Linked DNA regions of Mus musculus: regions 2 and 3 are each linked to region 1. A link is a loop called in an ENCODE intact Hi-C map of the cell type or tissue named here. Cell type or tissue: heart. All regions are shown on one strand.

The links. Hi-C counts contacts between places; a loop is a spot of excess contacts. Peaks named below come from ENCODE experiments on the same cell type or tissue, not always from the same donor. Only the 100,000 strongest peaks of a DNase experiment are listed, where the experiment ranks them.
Region 2: a loop joins it to region 1, with 5 times the contacts of the local background. A loop is called at or near these places in 2 of 42 quality-filtered maps.
Region 3: it touches region 1 in a loop (2.6-fold over the local background); 5 of 42 quality-filtered maps call a loop at or near these places.

Annotation. Positions count from the first base shown.
Region 1 is chr12:30,580,021-30,588,020 of GRCm38, forward strand. Tmem18 (transmembrane protein 18) reads left to right here and starts at 4,423. Exons shown (of 5, transcript NM_172049.2): 1 at 4,423-4,542; 2 at 5,450-5,570; 3 at 7,180-7,234. The coding sequence starts at 4,486. In heart, no CTCF peak of the experiment used is centred here; a DNase peak (open chromatin) is centred at 4,601; H3K4me3 peaks cover 2,118 bases; H3K27ac peaks cover 1,339 bases.
Region 2 is chr12:31,487,572-31,495,571 of GRCm38, forward strand. Cbll1 (Casitas B-lineage lymphoma-like 1) reads right to left here. Exons shown (of 6, transcript NM_001253847.1): 2 at 7,011-7,178; 3 at 4,508-4,608; 4 at 3,941-4,024; 5 at 2,897-2,970; 6 at 1-743. Among named protein-coding and RNA genes, the nearest start is that of Cbll1, 8.0 kb to the right of the region's middle. In heart, a CTCF peak has its summit at 3,011; no DNase peak of the experiment used is centred here.
Region 3 is chr12:29,933,698-29,941,697 of GRCm38, forward strand. It overlaps Pxdn (peroxidasin), which reads left to right and starts at 4,339. Exons shown (of 23, transcript NM_181395.2): 1 at 4,339-4,627. The coding sequence starts at 4,437. Gm31939 (a long non-coding RNA gene) reads right to left here and starts at 4,290. Exons shown (of 4, transcript XR_001780596.2): 1 at 2,737-4,290; 2 at 625-728. In heart, CTCF peaks have their summits at 4,803 and 5,713; DNase peaks (open chromatin) are centred at 814, 4,294, 4,864 and 5,794; H3K4me3 peaks cover 3,285 bases; H3K27ac peaks cover 3,980 bases.

The DNA.
Region 1 (8,000 bases):
TCCTCAGAACCAAGCACATTGGGTAGCAGATCATTGGAAGAGATACAGATATGGTCTTAGTCTTACGAACCTTTCCTAAGATGCTCTCAGCTACCTTCCAGGAAGTTCACCCGACTTTTCACAAGTGTTGGAGAAGTCACTTGGCACACAAGTTTTTAAGGCTCAGAGGTAGGAGCTTGTAGGGTAAGGCCATCAATAGTATTGGCCTGAAATCACCTGAGCACAGCTCTCCTGCTGGAGGATGCTCAACAGCACCACTGTTGTCAGTTACCAGAACACGACCATGATGACCTGCATGTCTCCTGACCAGTGCAGATAAAAGCCTAGAGACAGCCATCTTTCATGATCTCAATGGATGGGAGATTTCAGGGAAGGGGTGAGGGGGCTCCTTTCCCTTCCAGTGTCTCCTTAATTTTTTTTCTATCCTGATTCATTAAGGACTTCTAACCACCTGCTGAAACTGAGATAATTATCAACCCTGCCAGTTCTTGACAAAATTGCTTACTTATGAATAGCTCTCGCCAGTCTACCCTAATTATCCCTTTATTTAAACCTCATGTCACTTTCCTGAAGACAGACTTAGGGCAACTGAACTCCTGTATCTTGTTTCTATTCGCTATATGGCTGAAATGATTAAACCTTTATCTCTATTTTTTATCATTACTTATCACGTTCCTTGGCACATCAAGACAGTGGCTGAGTCTAGTCTCTCAGTACTCCCTGATGAGCTAGGTTTGCCCTAAAACTCCTCTAACAATTTAAACAGAAGACAATGGGAAAAAAATTGAAACTGTGAGACAAACACACATTTTCCAGGAATATATTGGTTATCAACGTTTATAAGGAAAGGAAGGGCTTGAATATATTAATTAAGTGGGAAAAATCTTTAAAGTACTCAATAGTTCTCATGTAAAATGTAAAGAACAGAGGAGTAAAGCTTTGAAATCATGTTAATCCATATATAAATTCATTCCATTCAATTATTTGGAAAATGCAAGCAGACTTACTGTGTGTTGCAAACCAAAGGTGCACTGAAGACAGGGATAGGTTTTGGTCCTGGGCTTGCATAGCAAAGAAGTGAGTCATTTAATAAACAGTAAGATAAACATATGCCCAACAAGAAATAAATGAATAATATGGGTAAAAATACTAGCAACGTTAAGCCATATCGTAGGTTGAACAGTGTCACAAGGAAGATATGAGAAAGTGGTAGCCAGAACCTACCAGGACAAAATGTAGCCATACTGAAGTCCCTACAGATGGGATCATGTTTAGGTGAAACTGTGGGAGGTCAGGCTGGGCTCAAACCAAAAGAAGAAACTCAGAAGGAAGACCCTGCCCACCAAATGTGTGTTGGGTTTCTGCAGCACCCGGATTGAGAGGAGGTCGGTAGAGTGTGCCAGGGCCTTCAGGAGCTGGACTCGCTCATCAGCCCGGAACACTCGGGAGCTGGACTCGCTCATCAGCCCGGAACACTGATCTCCAGGAGCGAGGGATCCTTCTTCCCCTCTAATCTTCCACCAGAGTTGCCGGTACCTTGTTAGAGCAGCCCAGAGACGCCAGCACACAGAGGACAAGGCTGAAGAGGTGAAAGTGAGCAGCCAGGGGACTCCAAAGGCCTGGATGACTGTGAGGACACCATGGCATCAGAGCCAAAGGGCTGGGGGACAAAGGGAGGAGCGCTGAGAAAAGAAGACAGGGCCTGGCCAGAAGAGGAGGGCCTGGCCTGACAATGGAAGGGGTAAGGGGTCTCAAGGGCAAAGGACAGCTGTGAAGTGTTCACACGAAGCACTTGAGAAGTCTTGTCTGTGTTGAGAGATCTCTAGCTGTGGCATAAAGAACTGTCTGTGAGACAGAAGCCTGCGGCAGGGACACAGTACAGGTGTAGAGGAAATCGTAGACTTCAGGTACCTCGAAATGAAGGTAAGAGTCCTCATGTGCTGCCTGTGGAGGAGTTTGAGCTGGGGCAAGCCAGGGAAAGCAATGCAGATCGCTTAATAATAGGTACTCATGGCTGACTCCACAGCCTAGGAATTCAGTCCCATGTCACCATCATGGATGCTTTTAATTTCCTTGGTTGCAAATTGGCCAGAAGGGTGGACCCCATCACCATGACAGAGCAACTACAGTTACTCTTCATTTCATATCCTCACTGATGTCGGTCCAAAAATCATCAGGAATAGCTAACCCACACACCAACTCTAAACAAATGACACTAAAACCACTGAATAGGGAGGGTCCTCGGCTGGGTATCGTGGACACGCCCTGTGTTCCTTAAAGCACAACTTTAGAGCACATCCAAATGACCTTGACACCACCACCAGCTTCTCCTCCCACTCCTCCTCCCCCACCCCTCCTCCTCCTCTTCTTTTTCTTCCCCATTTCCATACCTTTGGTGAAGAGGCATACTTTGGGTGGAGCACATACCTGAGAAGCAGAGTAGCCCAAATCTGAAAAGTACAGAGGAGGTAACAAAGACAGCCTGGGCGTGCCTCTGGGAGAGAGGAGGAAGCCTTAGGTTGGGCAATGCTAAATGGATGGAGGATATTGGACTACTACATCAGAGCCCATTAAACGGTGAAGAAGACAGACTATGACTGTCACTGTTCAGACTAGTGGAGGTGGCTATGGCATCAGTGATCACACCACCAAGGGAAAGAGCAAGCCCTGATCATATGACAGAGGCCATGCACGTGTGCACAGGTTTATGTTCTGACATAAAGACTTAGAATCCTGGGTCCTCACTGTTTACACGAGCAGTTAGGAGAACTTCACACATGAACTAATTGTGTTTAACAGCCTCCTGTGGATTGACTTAAAACCATTAAACAATGCATTACCAGTTCATATTCCATGGCCTGCCCCTTCTCCAATAACATGTGTAAAAGTAAGATGGCTCAGTCTGCATGATCGTGGATACTCCAAACTGTCCAGTGTTATGTCACCCTTGAGCAATCTACCACCCCAGAATTGGGATAGCATCGCCAGCCACACAAGGTTACTAGGGCCATGTTTATCCCATAGATCCATAGAAACACCACTATCTTTGTCTATTCTAGATCAATGAGTTAGGATGTGAATGGCCAAGGGGAAGAATACTGTGCCCATCCTACATCTGCAAGTACTGACTGTATATTCATTGCTGGCCTTGGGGGCAGATACCATATGCACCAGTCTACTGGATAGGGCTGCTTCACTATGTCCTATTGATGGAATGTCTATCTCGGTTTCGTGGGACAGGAATCCTGTGGTACAGACACCATTGGCAGCCCATTTCTCTGGGTAAGGGCTGTGTGGATTATAGGATTCAGCTGCTATCTATCCAGCATGGTGAGACCTGACACTATATTCATCCTGGGACTTTTTATTTCATTTTATTTACATCCCAAACGCTACCCCCTTCAGGTCACCCCTCACAGAGACCCTTTCCCACCTTCCCTATCTCCTCTGAGAGGGTGAGCCCCCACTGGGTATTCCCCCAACCCTGGTGCATCAAGTCTCTGCCAGATTAGTCACATCCTCTCCCACTGAGGCCTGTTGGGCTATGGATACCACAGTCAGGCTACAGCTTTAGGAGAGCCTCTGCCCCAGTTGTGTGTGTGTGTGTGTGTGTGTGTGTGTGTGTGTGTGTGTGTGTGTGTGTGCACATGGAGACTGAGCTGCGCCTTTGCTGTTTATGTTTCAGGGGCCTTGGTCCATCCCATGTGTGTTCTTTGGTTGGCAGCTCAGTTTCTGAGAGTTCCCAGAGGTCCAGGTTAGTTACTCTTTTGGCCCTCATGTGGGGTTCCCAGCCCCTTAAAGACCTTCAATCCTTCCCCCAACTCTTCCATAAAAGTCTCCGACCTCAGTCCAGTGTTTGGCTGTGGGTCTCTGCATCTGTCTCAGTCAGCTGCTGGCTGGAGCCTCTCAGAGGACAGCTATGCTAGACTCCTGTCCCCAAGCATAGCAGGGTATCATTAATAGTGTCAGGGATTGGTGCTTGCCCATAGGATGGGTCTCAAGTTGGGCTGGTTATTGGTTGGCCATTCCTCCAGTCTCTGCTTCATCTTTGTGCCTGCATTTCTTTTAGGCAAGACAAATTTGAGGTGAAAAGTTTTGTGGGTGGGTTGGTGTCCTTATCCCACTGGGGTAGAAGTGGGATTCCTGCCGGCTGCCTGGCGGGCTACTGGAGCAAGGATGCCATCGGACCCTGGCAAACTCTCCCCAGCCGCCGGCTGCATCTGTGGAACCCACGAACCCTCCGCTTTCTGGGCAGTCTGGAAGAAACAGAACTAGGTGAGCACGTTGACACTTCTTACAGAAATGCACTACTGCAATAACGAAAGTTGGACGCTCTTTTAAAAAAAAAAAAAAAAAAAAAGTCAGAACTCTCGCGAGAAGAGCCAAGCGCCAGGTTCGTACCCGTAGATCTCGCGAGAAGTCTAAGCGCCTTTCCCGGCTGTCGGAAGCTGCGGACTCGTCCCGGCTGTTGGGATCCCTGGCGCGATGTCGTCCGCATACTCAGTCCGATCCTTCCCAGTCAGCATCCCTGCGGTGATCATGGTAACTCGCAGGCTCTAAGTGGCGCCGGCGTTTGGTGGGGTTTGCTAGTTCTTGCGAGAACTGCGCAGGGGCGGGCGGGCTGCCTGAAGCCGCTCCCTGCTCCGCTGGATGGGGCAGCTCCCGGGTGCGCACCGGCCGTCCTCTGAGTCCCCAACACCAGTGTTCACCCCGGTGGCGTCTTAGCGCCATACATTGACTTCCCTGCCAGTGTCTGGAGAGACTCTCAAGTGCGCTGTCTTTCCGATGTGGCACAGAAGAGATGAGCGTTACCCAGTAACTGGACTTCAAGCTGTCCCCAAGAGCTTTAGGGCTCCAGATAGAGGAGCTGGTCTTGCCTTGCGGAGCCGTGCCCTTGGAAAATGGCATGGGAAGCTCTAAGAAGTCGGGACTAGGAACTTAATATTAGTTGGAGACAGAATCAGAAAGATTGGAGCCTTGGGGACTGTACTTAAGACCCCAAAGCACACTAGCCGGCTGCATGGTGCAGAAGTGTCAGGGACAGTCAGCTCTGCAGGTTAGGATGGCTCTCATTTCCAGACCTCCATGCACAGAGGAGCTTGGTGTACGCAGCTTCACACATTCCAAGTTAACATGACTTTACTTAGCTCGTTAGTTTAGTTGATAATAACCCTCTAGATTTCACCCAGTCCAAAGAGGCAAGTGGACAGTAGTTTCCATCCTGTGTGCTCAGACTTTAAAATCTTTATATAAAAATCTGTGACTGTGTTTGCAATTGAGGCATCGCTGTTTCCTCTCGCTTGCTCCTGCTTGTCTGAGAGTTCTGGTTGTATACAAACACCAATGGAAGACCCCCAAACTCAATGGAAGGGACCAGTAGCTCCCACTCCCCACAGGAAAGCAGTTTCGTTTCGCTGCCCTCCAGGTTTCTAACGCTATCTCCTCACAGGAGACAGACTGGACAGAGCCGTGGCTCCTAGGACTCCTTGCCTTCCACCTGCTGTGCCTCCTTCTCACTTGCTTCTCCTCACAGAGGTATAAGCTACAGATCGGGCACTTCCTGTGTCTGGGTGAGTAGGAGAACCTTGAATCCCTCTGCTCACTCTCATTGCTGCGATACTGCCCCTGGGTTTGTTTGCGTTGTGTTTTCACAGCGTTTCCCAAGCCTTCATTTCTATATGGAGATCATGAAGTAATCTTTGGACATGTTCTAGGTTGGTCACTAAGGATGCCAAACATCTGTACACTAAGATGTTGATTCTCTTATGCTGACTCTTACACAGATAATTCCTGCTTTGAGTTCAGTGCAATTTATCTCTCATGTAGATGTTTTCTTGCTGGGGTTAGTCCCATACTGCCTGCTCTGGAAATCAGACTATGCATATAATATTACTTTTGGTTATTTTTAAAGATAATGGCTTTAGGAATTCTATGTAGGGATTAATTAGGTACGTGAAATGGAGAAAGATAGAGTCTTTATTGCACAGAAACAGGCACACAGTAAAAGTTCTGGTACTTGGCCAAATGGGGACATTCACTATTTTGGGCCCCTCAGTTGGGTCAGAAGGATACAAAGTAAAATGTCAGGAAGAAAAGATGAGTAACAGCTGACTGGCCTAGGTGTGAGGTCTGGCCCCAGTGAAAATAAGTGTTCAGAGCCCCCAAAATACAGGGTGGGACATGGGAAGGAAGCTGGCTCATAGGTCAGATACCACAATCCCCAGGAGCAAAGTGTCCCAAACTGAGTGGTTACAGGGTAAATACTTGATTTTTGTGGACACTGGAAGGGTGGGGAGAGTTTTCTTGATGAGTGGAAAAGCTGATTTTAGACAGTTAACCAGGGAACCGAGAGGCAGGAAATGTGAGCTTACAACAGAAAGGTGTCCATTCTTCATTTGGAATATTTTACCTGAGAAATTTTGGGGTTACACTGGTAAGCAAAATAGACTCCTAAACTTAGCATGGCTTCCTTGGGGACACTTGGGATTCAGTAGTTAACCATAGAAGCTTTCTAATTGTCCTGGTGCCAGTTGTAATGATTCTTTTGATAAGAACTGAGGTCTGTACATGGGACTATATGGAGGAGCCTGAGTTCTGCAGGCAGAGTGGAGAGGCATAGGGGTGAGCAGGTGAGAGGGCCAGGTTGAGAACTTGGTGCAGAGCTAGTGTGCACGGCAGTCTCGGGGGAAGGACCTTGAAAGATGGATCAACTTCTTAAGATTAAGGACAATGCATGCACTTGCAGTTTGGAGAGGGATAACCCTAGGAGTTCTTGGGGAACCCCAGACACTGCTGTGTGCTCTGTATGCTTTATGGCTCATTACAATCTCAGAGAATAAAAAACCACTGCAGTTGCTTACTTCCTCTTCACAAATGCTGAGGTGATAAGACCGAGATTTGCACCTGGATCCTGGTGGTGGTCCTGCCAGGATAGAACGGCTTCATGGGAGTTTGGGTAAGACCCTTGGCATGTCACAGATGTGTTGATCTTTTTCTGATTCCTATTAAGTGGGCATATTTTATAACTTGACAATTTTAGAGTCCTTACCATATCATAGTTAAAATAGGAATTACATTTGGTTTTGGTATTCTGTTGAACACGTAAAGATCTATTATCTCGTTCTCTAGTGATTGTAATTGGTCACAAAATTCTAACATAAGTTTTCTATGTTTTCTTAGTAGTGTTAGTCTATAGTGCCGAGTACATCAACGAAGTGGCTGCAGTGAACTGGAGGTAAAGTTGGCTTCTCATGCTCTCGCCTCTGCCTCAGTCTTCCTCCACAGTGGCACTTTCACATGGCACTTTCTAAAGAAAAGATGAAGCTCACAGGGAAATTGAGGACGCCAGGAATCGTGGCCACATAAATATTGAACAGCCTATACATATGGGGTTAGGCCTTAAGAAATAAATTAGTTAAATATTTTCTTGTTTTTGACCAAAAACTAATAATTGTATTTATTAGAATAGTTAAAAGCTCCTCATTGGTGGTTGACTGTCCCTCGTGAGCTCTTAAAGGTGCTGACCAATAATTACAGCCTGCGAGAAAACACTGGGAATATTAATAAGGGGGAATTTGAGAGAATATTGAGCATGTGCTATTATTTGAGAGGAAGTTGGCCTTCCTCCTGCCCTCTCCCCTTTTCACTTGAAAACAACTGTCCTATACCTACACAGTGCCAGAGCCTCCACAGTTACTCCCTGCTTCCCCAGCCGCAACCCTCGCGCCTGACTTGTCCTAACTGATTCTCCTGTCTCAGAGCAGATGACTCCCAATGTTCCAGTGTGTCCTTAGTCACTCAGGAGCAAGCACAGAACTGTATTGGTGCCCATAGCCTCTTCTGTAGCCCCTCCTGTGGGCCCCTTGCCACAGCAGATGTGTGTTGTCCCTTCTTCTGGTCAGTGTCCTCCTGACCTCTCACCACACACATGCACATGCTCTCAGCTTTGTTTCAATAAGTCAGACTATCTGGGATCTTTCTTCTCTCCAGAAGATAGGCTT
Region 2 (8,000 bases), 910 kb after region 1:
TCTGGGCAATAATATGTCCAGGGGGAGGGGTTATTGGGGGTGGAGCAGAGGTCATTGGTGGAGGTGGAGCTTGGCTATATACCAAGTGAGGAGTACCTGCAGCCTGGGGAGGGTGTGGCATTGGATGGCTTATTGGTGGTGGAGGAGGTGGGGGTGGTGCGTAATGTTGCTGTGGAGGCATAATATGATGAGGGTGAGATACCACGGGCTGACCCTGATATTCAGGATGGTGATGAGCAGGTGCTGGGGCAGGAGGTGGTGGTTCTCTAGCACCTGAACTGGAGTCATCCTGAATAGGGACCGTTATTAAATTGCTGTGTTTTCTTGTTGAAATACGAAAGGTTTCCTGACTGACCGAACGAGGTGGAGGTGGAGCCATGGACAATTCTGCCGGAGGAGCACGAATATCCTCATGTGGCTGATTATAGTGCTCATGTGGCACATGCTGCAGAGGAGGCGGTGGCATCATGATGTGCTGCTTTGGAGGAATATGGCTCATATGATGCTTGTCTGGTGGCATTATGAACCGATCGGGGATGTCAGTTGGTGGGGGGGCAATAGGAGGATGAACATTCTCAAGTGAAGCACGGGTAACGGGCTTTCCAGCTCTCATATGGCGATGGTTGATATGAGCTTGTAAGTCTCTCTGAGACAGATATGTTCTCTTGCATCCTTGAACAATGCTACACATAAAGAGAGAACCTCGTGTGCACTGCTCAATCCGCTGCACAGGATCACTACATCTAAACAGGAAGAAAAAAATGATTTACTAAAGCCAAAACACAAACAGCACATTTAATTTAAGCTTTAATTTAAAATATAATATACTTGCAAAGTTAACAGTGAGTATTGAATTACTGTTAGTGGACCTCTAACATTTTCTATTTGTATCAGAAACTAATCATCAACATCTCTACCAACCAGAGACTATTTTTACCTCAGAACTCTAAACACCAAAATAGAATTTCTTAAGAGACCTTCTATTTCCCAATACTTACAGCTCATTAATATTCTCTAACTATAGTATGATTTACATAGAAGAATGACAAAGCAAAGGATCTATCATTTACAACCAGGGAGTTGTCTCTTTTCCTTGTAGGAGCTAGGGTGCTTCTAATTTGTGGCCACTTTGCACATTTCTTGCTTTTCAGCCATCTAATTACTACACAGTCAGAAACATATCCATGCTAAATAGGGTAAGGTCTTTTCTTTTGCATGATGCCCAAAAGCAGTAGCATATACTATTTAAATTAATTCTGGTTGGTAACTTTATTTCCTGCCCTTGGTTTGACAATTAAGACAGGTTTCTCTCTAGATAGCTAAAGACTACACTGGTGAAGTGCATACTAGAACACATTTAGTTACCTGAAAACTAAATTGCACTTTTAAATAGTAATAGTGAAACCTCTATGGGCTGGAGATATGGCTTGGCAGTTAAGGGCACTGAATGCTCTTCCAGAGGACCTGGGTTCAAATCCCAGCACCCACATGGCAGCTCACAACTGTCTGTTAACTCCAAGATCTGACACTCTCACACAGACAGGCATGCAGGCAGAACACCTATGCACATAAAATATAGGTAAATAAATTAAAAAAAAAATCTATGTAAAAGAGAGAATCTTTTAATGTTCACTACATTTAATGTTGCATTACATTTTAATTCTTTATCTTAATGGAACAATCACATGTTATATTAAGCTAATGCACAACACTGGGCTGGGAAAGGCATTAGAGAAATACTTCAACAAAGGCTACAATATATACTTCCAAATTTTATATTCTTCTGAATTATAACTCTATAGAACATATAGTAGTATCTTTTAAACACAGTATATATTTCATAATCTATAACTTTAAAAACCTAATGAAATATACCAAGAAAATCAGTTGTCATTGGGTCATTAACAAATCACCCCCTTTTTTTCTTAGCAAAGCCCATATCCTGCACCACAGAGGGGAAATCTTTTCTTACAGTTGTTTATAGTTTTGTTAACAATCAATGGTGTTCCTTGGGGTACTTTCAATTTTAGGTTTAGAGGATCTGGAAACCCTTGAGCTAATCCAAAGTTTCACTCCATTTTTCTCAAGGCTTTCTTATCAGGGGTTCCAAATTAATATAAATTTTCACTTTATTATAGAGCTATCCCAAGACAGATACCATGATGTATAACTTCGAGTCTATCATGATGTCGTTATCACCCAAAACACACCTGTTTGGGTTATTGGAAAACAGGAATAGTAGTGTTTATTATATGCCAATTCTACTGTTCATTAATCCTTACTTCATCTTAAAAAGAATACAGGGAGCCGATAGCTATAAAGCCACTTGTACCACACAGCTGATCAATAGTCAAATGGGGACCTGACCTCAACCATTCTAATCCTGGGGCCAGTGAGACAGCTCAGCAGGTAAAGTGCTTTCTATGCAAGCCTGCTCTTCTAAGTTCCATCCCCTGAGCATAGGTGAAGTTGGAAGGAGAGAACTACTCCACCAAGTTGCCTTCTGACCCTGGCACATGCTCATACCACCCGCCACATTATTCACATACAATTAATAATAAAAGATGTTAATTCTCACTTTGGAAAGAGGTTGTTCTCAATCAGCAAACCACGCTATACTTGCTTCCAGGTATGCCAGACACACACAAAAGAGAAAACAAGAAACCGCTCTGCTGTCCAACACTGTTCCCAGAGATGTCATCATTTCAGCTACTCTGAATGAACTGACAATGGCTAGCTCCATCTTCCAGAGAAGGGGAAAACTAACTCCAGGTTCACACAGAGTGGCTCAGCCAGCACGTTTGCATCCTTGTCTAGTCCCATTACTCCAAAACCTTTAACCCATCTTGCTTATAAGCCACTACTACTAGAACATCTAAAGATGATCATATCTTACCCTGGGCACATCTTATCTCCTTTTTTTTCATGTAAAATAGCACAGTCATAGCAAAAGACATGCTTGCATGGAATCTGTAGGCAAAAATATCATAGTTAAGCATCCTAGAACAAATTAGAAATTTTCAATACTAATTGTCAGTACAGTGATCTACCAACAGGAGGCACATAGGAGTTAAATGAAAACTTATTAAGACTATATACCAGAAGCAGCTAGGAGGGAGGGAGGGAGGGAGGGAGGGAGGGAGGGAGGGAGGGAGTCTGTCTGTCTGTCTGTCTGTCTGTCTGTCTGTCTGTCTGTCTATCTATCTATCTATCTATCTATCTATCTATCTATCTGGTTTTTCAAGGCAGGGTTTCTCTGCTTAGCCTTGGCTGTCTTGGAACAATTCACTTATCTCTGCCTTCTGAGTGCTGGGATTATCTATCTATCTATCTATCTGGTTTTTCAAGGCAGGGTTTCTCTGCTTAGCCTTGGCTGTCTTGGAACAATTCACTTATCTCTGCCTTCTGAGTGCTGGGATTAAATGAGGCATTAAAGTGGGTGGCATGCTCCATCACTGCCCAGCAACCATTTTTAATCACAAGTTTTTGAAAATGTTTTGAAAACTTTGGCTCTTTTTCCAATAAATACATGTCCATCTGTCCATCTGCTAACACACTGCTTTTTCTTTGTGGAGAAGGATCTCATGTTCCGCTCAGATTGCCTTACACTCTGATGTACCCAAGGCAACCCTTGATCTTACGATCCTTCTGCCTCAACTTCCAGAATGCTGGGACTAGAAGACTATCCCCCCTTGCCTGGTACCTGCTTCTATTTTCAGATACGTGAACCTATCAATGCTAAAATAGTCCCTGCAAGTAAAAAGCTCCTGAAAAAGAACTCTAAATGTGTTTTATCTTACCATGTTTCTCCTGAAACTATTTTAAAACAGTAAAAAGAATAATTATACTAAATTCATGGTATTATTAAACTCCCCCTAGCTTTTTTGTACATTATTATGTTATAAAATTAGTTATTAAAAAAAATCTTAGTTGTCCTTACCATTCTCCCATAGACTTTAATAGGCAGTCCACATTTGTCACAGAAATGTACTGGTGTATCGTCCTTTTCACCTAAGATGTTTATCTGTTGAAGTGATAATTAAAATTATCTCTTTAGGCAACTGTACTTTTCAATTCACACAGTGAAATGGTTAGAATTTCTTAAGTTGTTACCATAAACAGAAGTAAAAAGTGATTAGTATAATTCCATTTGCTTGTTCTTCTTCTTAAATAGCAGCTAATGATTTTACTTGGTTCTACCAAAAATTACTTCAAATTATTTTATTTATTTATTTTTTTGTTTGTTTGTTTGGTTTTTTTTTTTCTGAGACAGGGTTTCTCTGTGTATCCCTGGCTGTCCTGGAACTCAGAAATCCGCCTGCCTCTGCCTCCCAAGTGCTGGGATTAAAGACGTGAGTCACCACCGCCCAGCATTCAAATTATTTTTGAAGATGGTAAAAACAAGCAAGTGGACTTATGTGTGCTACACGTCACGACATACTAAAAATCCACACTTAGTGGATAAGTACTTAATGCCTAATTTCTAATTTTTCACTTTTAGTTATACCTTGAAATCCCAAAAAAGGTGTCCTGGAAATCTTCGCTGATTCCCAAAGAGTTCGCCTCCTTTACAGTCATATCGCTGTTCTTCGTTATAATCAAATCCTTCTGAGAGAAAAAAGTTACATTACATTTTCCAACTTCAAATTTCAATTTAAAGTATATTTATTTACATAACAAAATTAAAAGTATATATATTTACTGAAAAATGTTTCTGATAACTTTCAGAGATCTAAAAACATGAAAATCAAAATTCCTAAAACTACTCTAAAACAATAAAAAAACAAAAACAAAAAACTAAACCTATATTAAATTCATGTTATTATAAAACTTCCCTTAGAGTTTTGTATATAAAACTAGTTATAAAAAACGTAGTAAAAGTATTCTAGAGTCCTACCTCTACAACACCAGGCCTTAATTTTACTTACCGTTTTCCCACAGATTTTAATAGACAACTCACATTTGTCACAGAAATTAACTGGCATATCATTTTTAAACTAGAGTTTAAAATGCCGGCTGGAAGTAGTCTTCATGATCATTGAGTCCATCTCTAGTACTTTACAAATGACAACATACTGTGGGTACAGCAGCCACCATATAAGCCACGTGCCAGAGCCAAGAACAGACCTATAACCGAGTCTCTTATTCAATGCTCTTAGCAACTCCACTAACCACCTCTAATATAAAACCTCACCAATTATCACCATGTTGTTTACGGAACAGAATTTAGGAGTAAGACAGATCTTCTAGAACTTGAATGTATGTTAACAGCCAGATTTCTATTCTGGAATTAAAAAACCAATTACTCAGTATTTATGGTAAACAAAACATCACTTAAAAAAAAAACAAAACACACCCATAAATATTCTAAAGTATGGGCCAACAATCTGTTACTATAAAAGGCCACAGTACAAAACTTAGGCTTTCTTGGTCATATAAATCTAGTTAATTCTGCCACGCTAGTAGGAAAATAGCCACAAGGCAATACTCTTAACTGAACAGCAACTTTATCTATTTTAAAGGAACCAAACTTGGCCTGTAGACCAGCTTGCTGACTTCTAACAGATGGCAAGACAGGAAGCGGTTTTTATATTCATGAAACTAGGAAAGGCCTTTTAAAGAATATATTAAAAACAGGAGAGAGCAAGCTCTAGTTTAACTGGCTTCCTAGAATGTCCAAGTTCTTTACAGTAATATTTTATATACAAAGTTCAAAAGATAAATGAACTACACAGACATTTAACAAAGCCAATATTATAAAGAATTCAAAATTAAGAGAAAGGCAGCAATCAAAACAGAGCCTGGAACTGAGGCAAGAACTGGCGAGCACTATGAAAAGGCATCCAACCACACTTAGGCTCCTGCCTGTGACCACAGCACTGACAAGGCCGAGGCAGCAAGACTTTTGACCTTCAAGAGCAGAATGGCTATCCAAGTTCTGCCTCAAAAAAAGTTAAATTAATAGTGCAAAATACTGAGTATGTGAGTAGAAACTATACCACACCCTTTCTGAAGAATTTAGCAAGATCTGATATATTCTGAAATGTACAAATCAAGTCTTTAAAAACAGTCATTTGTTGTGTACATGATATGGAGGGAGGGGTCTGCACATATGGAGAGTGGTGGGTGGAGGTCAGTTCTCTCCTTCCTTTTAAATGGTTCTAGGATGAAACTTGGGTCACCAGGCTTAGGGCAATTACCCTCACCCATTTCAAGAATTTGGCCATCTTCTCAAGTCAAATTTTTAATATTCACATTACAACACAATTACGGCAAAACAAGTATCTACAAGAAAGTAAAATAAATTGTAGGATATCTACAGACTAAACATCTAGGACTACTCATTTGTTTGAGACAGGGTCTGTCCTCAAACATTAATCCTCTTGTCTCAGCTTCCTAAGTGCTGGGATTTCAGCCATGTGCCACCTCACCTGGGTAAAACTATATTTTATTTTTGGTTTTTCTAGACAAGATTTTTCTGTGTAGCCCTGTCTGTCCTGGAACTTGCCCTGTAGACCAGACTGGCCTTGAACTCAGAGATCTACCTGCCTCTGTCTCTGGAGTGTTGGGATTAAAAGCATTCACTACTACCACCCAGCTTACTTGAAAGATTTTTTTTTAAGGGGCACTAGCATCAGTTTTATAGAGGACCGTGAAAACAAATTTTACTTTTAATGTAATGCTCTGTGCAATACCAGGGGAAGGGCGCTTAAAAAGGGATAGAACTAAACTAATTCTAAAATAGGTTTAATAAAATCAGATGGATTACTTGATACACTCAGATAAACAAGAGAACTCTTTTTAAAATTTTACTTGTATTTATGTGCATTGGTGTTTTGCCTGCATGTATGACTACGTGAGGGTGCTGGAGTTACACACAGTTGTGAACTGCCATATGGGTGCTGGGAACTGAAGCTGGGTCCTCTGGAGGAGCATTCAGTGCTCTGAATCCCTGAGCCATCTCCAACCTGACAACTCAGTTTACACTCATTTCAGTTTACACCAGTTACCTTCATCACCTTGCGGGGCCTTTGCGGGCATCCTGCTGACAGTCCTTTGAGTCCGAGGTGCCGGCTTAACTTTGCTGGCTTGTTTGGAGATGAGCTTTATAGGGATTCTTCTGCGAACATCAAGACCACCCAAGGATCCAGAACTATTAGTGCCTTGTAACTCATTGTCTATATGAATGTAAGAAAAGAAATTGTAATTATGTTTACTTTTCTTTTTGAAAATTGTTCTACAACAAGTATAAAGATAAAATCAACAACATCAAACAATAAACTGAAGATCTTGGCTCTGATTTTAAATACTAGACTGGTAAGTGTAACTGCTAATAGTCTTTATTTGGGGTAAACCTTTAAAGAAATGCTTTCGGTTAAGCTTTAATTAATTAATTAATTAATTATTTATTTTGTCAGGGAACCCTTTCAGAAGCTGATAAAAATTATAGAACATTTATCTTTCTAAAAAATGAGCAATAAAAATTACCATACAATTCTATAGTAGTTTACAAAAAGATAACCCTCTTTAAAAGTCTAAAAACCTCTTACAGATTGTAAAGATTTTTAAAAATAAAGGAGAAAAAAAAATTGTCTTAACATATGTGCCTAATTATCAAACAGGTGAAGTAGCCATGCAGTAAACTTAGTAAATTTACATAACAAATTGAAAATGCAACCCTAAATCTGAAATATATTTGAAAATGAAGTTTTAATTTATTATGTTTAGGGGGGACTGCTGTGGAGCCACAGTGAATATGTGGAGGTCAGAAAACAATCTGTGGGAATCGTTTCTCCCCTCCAACCACCTGAGCCCCAGATGTTGACTTCAGGGCCTCAGCAGGTAGCAGTGTCACCCGTTACGCCACCTTACTGGCTTATGTGTTGGCTTTAAAGAGGTAATTATTCCCTTAAGCATAACATTTTTTTAAAAAATTATTCAACGGAAACAAAAATATATCATTTAATAGAACACATGCATTATTTGTACTATAACATTTC
Region 3 (8,000 bases), 650 kb before region 1:
GGTAAGAGAAAGGCTGAGGCCCTGTTGCCTGGCAGCAGGGGAGGGGCAGGGGGCTTGTCTACAGGTAAGAGCTCTTACACAGTTCTGACAACTTGTCAGCCTACCTTGCAAAAAACACAAAACAGAGCTAAGACAGCGTTGGATCACTGAGGGGTGGGACCACACCTTGGCTAGGACCCCTTAGTTATACATTGTTTCCGGTCCTGTATTTAAGCCTAAACCTCCCACCAGGATCCTGAAGGTGAGCTCATGGAAGGGAGGGGGTTGCTTGGGCCCAGGCTTTGACTCAAGCTCTCTGATGACATTTGACTCAGAGGTTGTCATGAGGCTCTATATTGAAAACACCTGCATGGTTGAAAGACCACACGATAAATGGATGTCATGAACCAGGAATAGTGGGAGGGGAGCGGGCAGTGGGACAGCCGCTGTTCACGGTGTCTCAGCACCCTCACTGGGTGGAGGTGTTAGAACACGCCTTCACTGAGTATTTCTGTCTCTTTGCCTGAGTATCAGCACCAGAAAGAAATGTTTTCTGTGGAATAAGAAACAGGTTGCAGGCCAGATGGAAGGACTTGGAATGTGCTTATAAGAGGGAAATGGGAATTCGCCCATCAGAAAACTCACCCGAAGGCCAGTCTGGAGATGTTAGACTCCCACGAGCCTCCAGTGTTCACACGAAGGAGATGATGATCAAAAAGTGTGTGAAGGGATCCAGTGTAAGAACTTTGCTGGGAAAACACAACCCTTCGTTCCTTAGTCATGGCCCTGGCTCTGAGTCCCCACCATGCTTCATTGTGCAGAGCTGAAAAGCTGGCCACTATTTCCTCTGAGTCATCCTCTGAGACACAGACACAATGGGGGAAGGGAGGGGAAGTAGATGGATGGCTAAGTGGCTGGATAAGTGGGCAGGAGGGTGAGTGCGGGAGATGGGTCAGTGAGGAAGGGAAGGAAAAAATGAGGGGGTGATTTGACAGAGACACAAAAAAATATAAAAAAGAAAATCTGCTGAACAATCCCTCCTGCCTCAGGTTCCAGCTTCTCACTTTTCCCTAGAGGCCACCCTAACCATTTTCTTAAAACAGTTATACCCATCCATCTACCTGTCTAGGGTGGGTGGGTAGATAAGTAGGTGGATGAATGAATTGAGTGGTGAGTGGGTAATTGCTGAAAGAGCAGAAAGAAGGATAGATAGCACTATATAGGTAGGTGGATGATAGACAGATAGATAGGTGATAGATAGATGGATGATAGACAGGTAGATGGGTGATAGACAGGTAGATGGATGATAGACAGGTAGAAGGATGATAGACAGGTAGATGGATGATAGACAGGTAGATGGATGATAGACAGGTAGATGGATGATAGACAGGTAGATGGATGATAGGTAAATTAATGGTAGACAGGTAGATAGGTGATAGGTAGATAGACAGGTAGATGGATGATAGACAGGTAGATGGGTGATAGGTAGATGGGTGATAGACAGGTAGATGGATGATAGGTAGATGGATGATAGACAGGTAAATTAATGGTAGACAGGTAGATAGGTGATAGGTAGATAGACAGGTAGATGGATGATAGACAGGTAGATGGGTGATAGGTAGATGGGTGATAGACAGGTAGATGGATGGGTGTAACTGTTTTAAGAAAATGCTTAGTGTGACCTTTAAGGAAAAGTGAGAAGCTGGAAACTGAGGCAGGAGAGATTGTTCAGCAGAATCTTTTTTATATTTTTTTGTGTCTCTGTGTATAATGCATGTTTGTGGGTTTTGTACCCATGTATGCATGTACAGGCTAAAGGTTGACTGGTTAGACTAGGTGGACAGCAAATTGCATGGAGCCACCTGTCTCCCTCCACTCCACCAAAGCCCACAGGCTGGGGTTACAGACCTCTCCCACTACACCAGGCTAAACACGGACATTTGAGGGCCAAACTCAGGTCCTTCTGCTTGTACAAGAGAGGTGCTTTCCTGACCAAGCCACCTCCTCAGGCTTTTGTAGCAGAATTTCTTCTCTGGGAAAATCCAGGTTTTCCTCTCAAGACTGAGGAGATTTACTAACATCAAACACATTTGTGAGATTCCTCTCTCTAATCGAAGCCCACTGGTCAGCGTTAACCACGTCAACAAAGTACCCGCAGGGGAGCATCTATTCTTAAAAAGTCACAGGAGGCTTTTTTCCAGCCAAATGAACACAGAAGACCAAACGTCACAGATGGCTTAAGAAAAAGCGGCTGCACTGAACGGCAAAGCTTTACTTTGTGACACCTGGAAATGGAGCTCTTGCTGTGGGTGCTAGAGATTGGGAGTGTTTCAGATGTCTGGAGTGGGACTATTGTACCAGCGTGATGCTGGAAACATGGACTGATACGCCTGGTAAGAACTTAACACAGGAGATGAGCTCTGCCTGCAGGGATGATAATCTCCAGGCTATGGAAAATCACAGTGTGGGGACTACCCAAGGGTTAAGGGGGGAAGTGCAGAGTTTAAGGAAAAAAGATTTATTTTGGTTTCTGGTATCACACACTTGACTAAGATTTTCTAACAAGTCGGTGAGGCATGTGGCCTAGGGACCCTGGATTTGTAGCTGCCGTTGAAGGCAACGCTGTCTTGTACTGGACAGGGTCCATCGGGCTCCTGACTTGTACTAACTGCAGCAGATAGGAGTCTGGTTTCTATCACAGTACACGGGCTTGACTGTTCCATCTTGCCCTGTGCTCATCTCGGCTGCAATACATACCTGGGAATTCTGCCCTCATGGAAACTTAGATCTGCTTCTGCAGGAGCTCCAGGCAGTGAAGGTCTGTTCTGCTGGGGTGGGCAGCCTCTCAGGAGGCTTTGGGGTTGAACGATTCTTACTCTCAGGAGTGTGGCCTGGAAAGTGATAGCATGCTGGCAGTTTAGCAGGAAGGCCTGAATCCCGATCTCTCTCTGGAATACATGCTGCAGGTGGTCGGAGGTATTCCAGTCATGGAGAGATCCCAGTGACTAGGAACTGGAGCCTCCTCCAACAGCCTCCAGTTCCCCCACCGTACAGCCTGGCACAGTGCATCGGAAGTCTCCTGACAGTGCCTGAGTGTGACCCCATCCCTGGGCAGTACCCTGATGCCCAAGTCAGAGTGGAAACACAGTAGTTTGCAGGTCAAGATACATCTGGTGTCTTGTTTTTTTTTTTTTTCAATAAAGTAACAAAACACGGAGGGAAAACTTAAGAGAGAAAGATCTGTGTTGGCTCAGAGTTTCAGAGATTTCAGTCTGCCTGTCCAGAAAGGCCTGGCAGAACTGGGTAACTCCCTTTACATAGCCAGAAATCACAGAAGGAACACCTGGGCTGTTGGACTTTCCTCTCCATCTATCCTATTACACTGCCAACCTATGGGTGTCATTCTGGTTCTTAGTAGGTCTTCTCCTTTTAGGTAACTTTCTATAAATTCCCCCAGAGTTGAGTTTTATACTCTCCTAGGTGCTCAGTCCAATCAAGTTGAGAATCAGGATCAACTGTCACACCTGGGCTCCAGTTCCAAACCTCACATTTAAGACCTCTGCTCCCTTGGTTGTATTGCCTAACCTGGCCTTCCTGGCTGAAGAATGGAGAGACTGGAACCCCAGGGAGAATCAGAGAACTGTATAAAGTGTCAGCATTCAATCTTGCAGAGTACACTCTGATGTTAACCTCAGGGCTTCCCTTGTCTTAACGCTGTCCACGCAAAAGCCATCCCATCTTCCCCACAAGGGTTCCTCATTGGCGGTGAATGTTGGAGACCTCAGGAATCTCTCGCTAGGGAGCTTCTATTTCTGCAGCACAGCCTTCCCACAAGCTGTGCACTGGGGGGTGGGGAGGTTGCTGTGCCTCAGTTTCTCAAGTAGGAACGAGGAAAACTAGAGATAGATGTTTTGTGTGGGAACAGTGGTGGGCACGGAGGCAAAAGAGGCAGTGCCGCGAAAGCTCACTTCCTAGAACACAACAAAATTTGTAAGTATTCAAAAAAGGTATTACTAGCAACAAAACCCTTGGATACAGGGAGAAAGGATGATAAAGGGATGTGGGGTAACTTTGTTGTGGTACTGCAGTTTTAAAAGCAGAATCAGGGATCCAATCTCTGTCCCAAGCGACACCTCTGCACCTCTAGGAGCCCCCCACAGTGGAGTCTGTGTGCACTGGTCCTGCAGTCCAAGGAGGCCCTGCTGCACCTCCGAGAAGGGTCGCTAGGTTCAGACACCAAGGCCCTGGTGATTGCCCAGCCCCCGCCCTCTGCGAAGCTAAGAGGGGGCGGAGCCACGCGCATGTGCACAGCTGGCGCCCCCCTCCCCGCCCCCCGCGCACAGCTGGGACGTGGGCCGGGGACCGGAGGGCTCAGTTGGGAGCCGGCGGTGGACGCGCCCGCCGAGGCCTCCTCCGCTGCTGTTCACGCGTGCCAGCTCCTGTCCGCGCCATCTGCCATGGCCGTGCGCCCCACGCGCCGCTGCCTGCTGGCGCTCCTGCTGTGCTTTGCCTGGTGGGCCATGGCGGTGGTCGCCTCGAAGCAAGGGGCAGGCTGTCCAAGCCGCTGCCTGTGTTTCCGTACCACCGTGCGCTGCATGCATCTGTTGCTGGAGGCCGTGCCCGCCGTGGCGCCGCAGACCTCCATCCTGTGAGTGCGGCCCGGAGGGCGCTGGGGTCTGCGGGACGTGCGATTCAGGGGGATCGAGGGGCGTGGGTATCTTGGGGGGCAGGGGTACTGGTTTGGAGAGGTGGGCTACCCCGGCGTCCGGCGCAGGGTGTGCTGGGCCTTTTGTCCGTCCTGGCTAGGACGCCAGGGGCGGACCTGAGCGCTTAGCGCGCGGCCTGGGGAGCCGCCTTTGTTCAAACTCGGAATCTCCCGCTGGACCGGGAAGTAGTAGGGAGTCGCCAGGGAAAGCCCCGCGCGTCTCTCGAGCCCTCCCCGCCTGGCCTTCCCTCCGGTGTCTTCTCAACTTTCTCTCCACTCGGGGTTCCTCTCCCTCTCTCTTCTCTAAAGCGCAGGCCTGGGGTTGGGTCGTCCCTCCTCCGACCCCTTCTTTCTCCATCAGTGTACCTGCCCCCCTTTCTCCTCCTTCTGGAAGGATGCCCACCCCACATCACCCTGCGCCAAGGAAACCTCTTGCAGATTCTGGGTCCCGCGGCGCCACAGCGCCAAGTGTACTCCCATCGGCTTCTGCGCTGGAGCCTTCAAGTTCGCTGGGTGTCCTGAGGACTCTGTTGGGCGCAGCCCTTGTAAGGAGCTTTTTCTTTGCTTGGAAGAAGCTTGGCGTTCCAGGTGCCATGGAGGGCCCACCATCGTGCGGGTGGCCAAGTTCTGAGCAGCTCTGGGACTCTCCTCTTGCTGTTTCTACTCAGTTGGTCAGTTTCGCAGACGTCCTCCACTTCCTGGCTTTTTCACCTGGAGTTGTGCTTTGCGCCTTCACCGAAAGCCCCCAGATCTGAAGGAATCCCAGTGCTGCAGAGTTGGCTGCAGGCCTCTGTGTGTTCTGAGATTTGGTTCTGTGAAGGAAGGCATGCGTTTAGGGGCCAACTGTAATTCAGGGTCCTGCAGCTGCACTTCTGCATTCCAAAAAGAGTTTTCACTTTTTTGTGGCTGGGCTGGAGGACTTTGGCATCTCTGAGGATGCCTGCGAAAGTTATAAAAATCTGAGGGAACTATTCAAGGAGTGGGCGGTCGGTCAGGGCTCTCACTTCTAAAAGTGCATGGGTGTCCTACTTCCTCTGGGGGAGATTGTGCGGGCCGCACGCGGCCAGTCTGGGGTGGGAATGCCTAGCCTAGTCCTCTAGAGAGCTAAATAAGGCTTCCATTCCAGAGGGTGTGGATGGTCAGCCAAGGCTGCATCTGAGAGGACAGACAGTGTGCTTTAAACCAATAAACTTTTTAAACTGGGCCAGAGTGGAACGTCTCCAAATACAGAGAATTTCTGTAGTGACTCAATGGCCAAAACTTGGACCCTAGAGTCATTTCTCACATCTGGGCAAAGTCAGATTCTCAGACTGTTCCCAATTCTTAGTTGCTTTCTGCAGCAGTGTTTTTACATGAGTGCTGTAGAACCCAGCAGGAGTCCCCCCACTCTGCCTTGTATGCTACCATGCCACATAAAAATTTAGTGTGTGTGTGGAGGGGTGGGGGGGCGGGGGCAAGCTTAGTGGTTAAAGAGGTCTGCAGCAAAGCTTGACAACCTGAGTCTTAAGGCCCACATGGTGGAAAGAGAGACCTGACTCCTGCCTGCAAATTGCCCTCTGACTTCCAGATGCATGCCACATGCCCCTCCCTCCCTCCTTCCTCCCCTCCCTCATATACAGGAATAAACTTTTTAAAAAGTAATTTAAAAAATTAAATGCAGCAAGGGGTGTATAAGGTTTCCAGAAAAACACCAGAGATGCTGTTTGAAAGATTTCCCCAGAAGGTATGTGTGCCGAAATTCAAACTTTGTACTTTTATGGATGTCTGAAAGTTTCCTGAAAGGTTTTTGTAACAATAACACTTGGTATCACTGACTCCAGTGTACCAGGTAAGCACTTGACAGAACTCATGCAAAGTTAGCTTCATTCTGTGTCTGGGTGCAGGCTGGTATGCGTCAGGTGGCGCTTTGGGGCAGTCACACATAAAACACTGCTTTCTTTCAGCTTCTCGGCCCACTTCCTGCTCTCATGTACATGTTGATATTTTATATTTTTCTACATAGGAGACAAAGGTATCGCTCAGTGGTAGAGAGCTTGCCTTAGCATGGAGGCCCAGAGTTAGAGCCCTCTTTTAAGTACAGCTGAGAAAGGAAACAAAGGAACAATGGTTAAGTAGAAATTGGACATAAAAGATGTTAATTTGCAAGCCCCCATCCCCCAAGGCAGTGGAATCACTGCCTAAGAGCCCCACCCCCACTCAACCTCTCCGAAGACCAAATCCAGTCCTTCCCTTCCCCAGTGTTTCATACTTATGTTTTGACCTGAGAGAATGCCAGATTGTTTGGGGCTTCACAGTGGTCTTAGGTTAGAACTGGCTTTGCTCTCTAGCATCTGGAATTTCAAGGTGGTACCCTGCTTCTCTCTGTAGCTTGGAAGGCTGGTAGAAACAGCTGCCTGGTACCCTGGCCTTCTTGGGGAAATAGCCTTTAAAAGGCAGCACTGGGTTCTTCTGTAGGCACTGGGTGTCTCACCTGACAGCCTGTCTGCTCCTTTCACATCCTTTTCTGCCCCCTGAAGCCTCCGTTATTGAGGTCATGGGAACTGAGCCTGAAAAAAATAACATCTGCTGGGCATTCCAGGGCACTCCAGTGCCAGGGAGTTATTATAGACTGGTGGTGTGGCAGAAGCCCTGGTACGGGAAGGACCGAAGCTATGAATTTGGGAGAGCTCTGGATTCCATGCATAGGCCCCAGAGCAGTCAGGGCCTGGCCTCCTAGGCCTCTGTCAGTCTGTCAGAGGCCTGGTGCTCCTGCTTAGTTTCTGATTGCCTCTAATGTGTTTGGACTTGTGATATGGTCTAGACTAGCTATTTTAGTCGACCTTGTAGGCTAACAGCTTTCCCGAAGGAGCACAGGGTAATTTTCATGTTCAGGTGTGCCAGGCCTATGTGGGACGGAGGAGGTTTGCAGAGCTCTGGTAGCCAGCACTTGCTGACTCGTGCACATGGGTGAAATTCCCAAATAATGCTGTTACCGAGACACCAAGAGGCACCCATAGGTATGGAGATGGATGTTGTTGTCTGGCATATCTTGTCCTGTTTGTCAGAGCTGTTCACAGTTTGTCATCTACCAGCACCTTATCTCCAAATAAGGCACCAAAGAGAGAGCAGCTTCCTCCAGACTCCCCACGTAGACTCAGTCACCTTCCCCTGGGGAGCACGATCACCCTTGCCTGAAGACTGGAGAAGAGCCTGGGGTAGTGTTCAGCAGGCTCTCCATTACTAGCATTGCCAGGAGTGTATGAACTATGAACTTCACAGCAAGTTCCCTGGCTCCTGACCGTGTCCTAGGGACACCCTTGGCTCTAGTTTCTTAGCA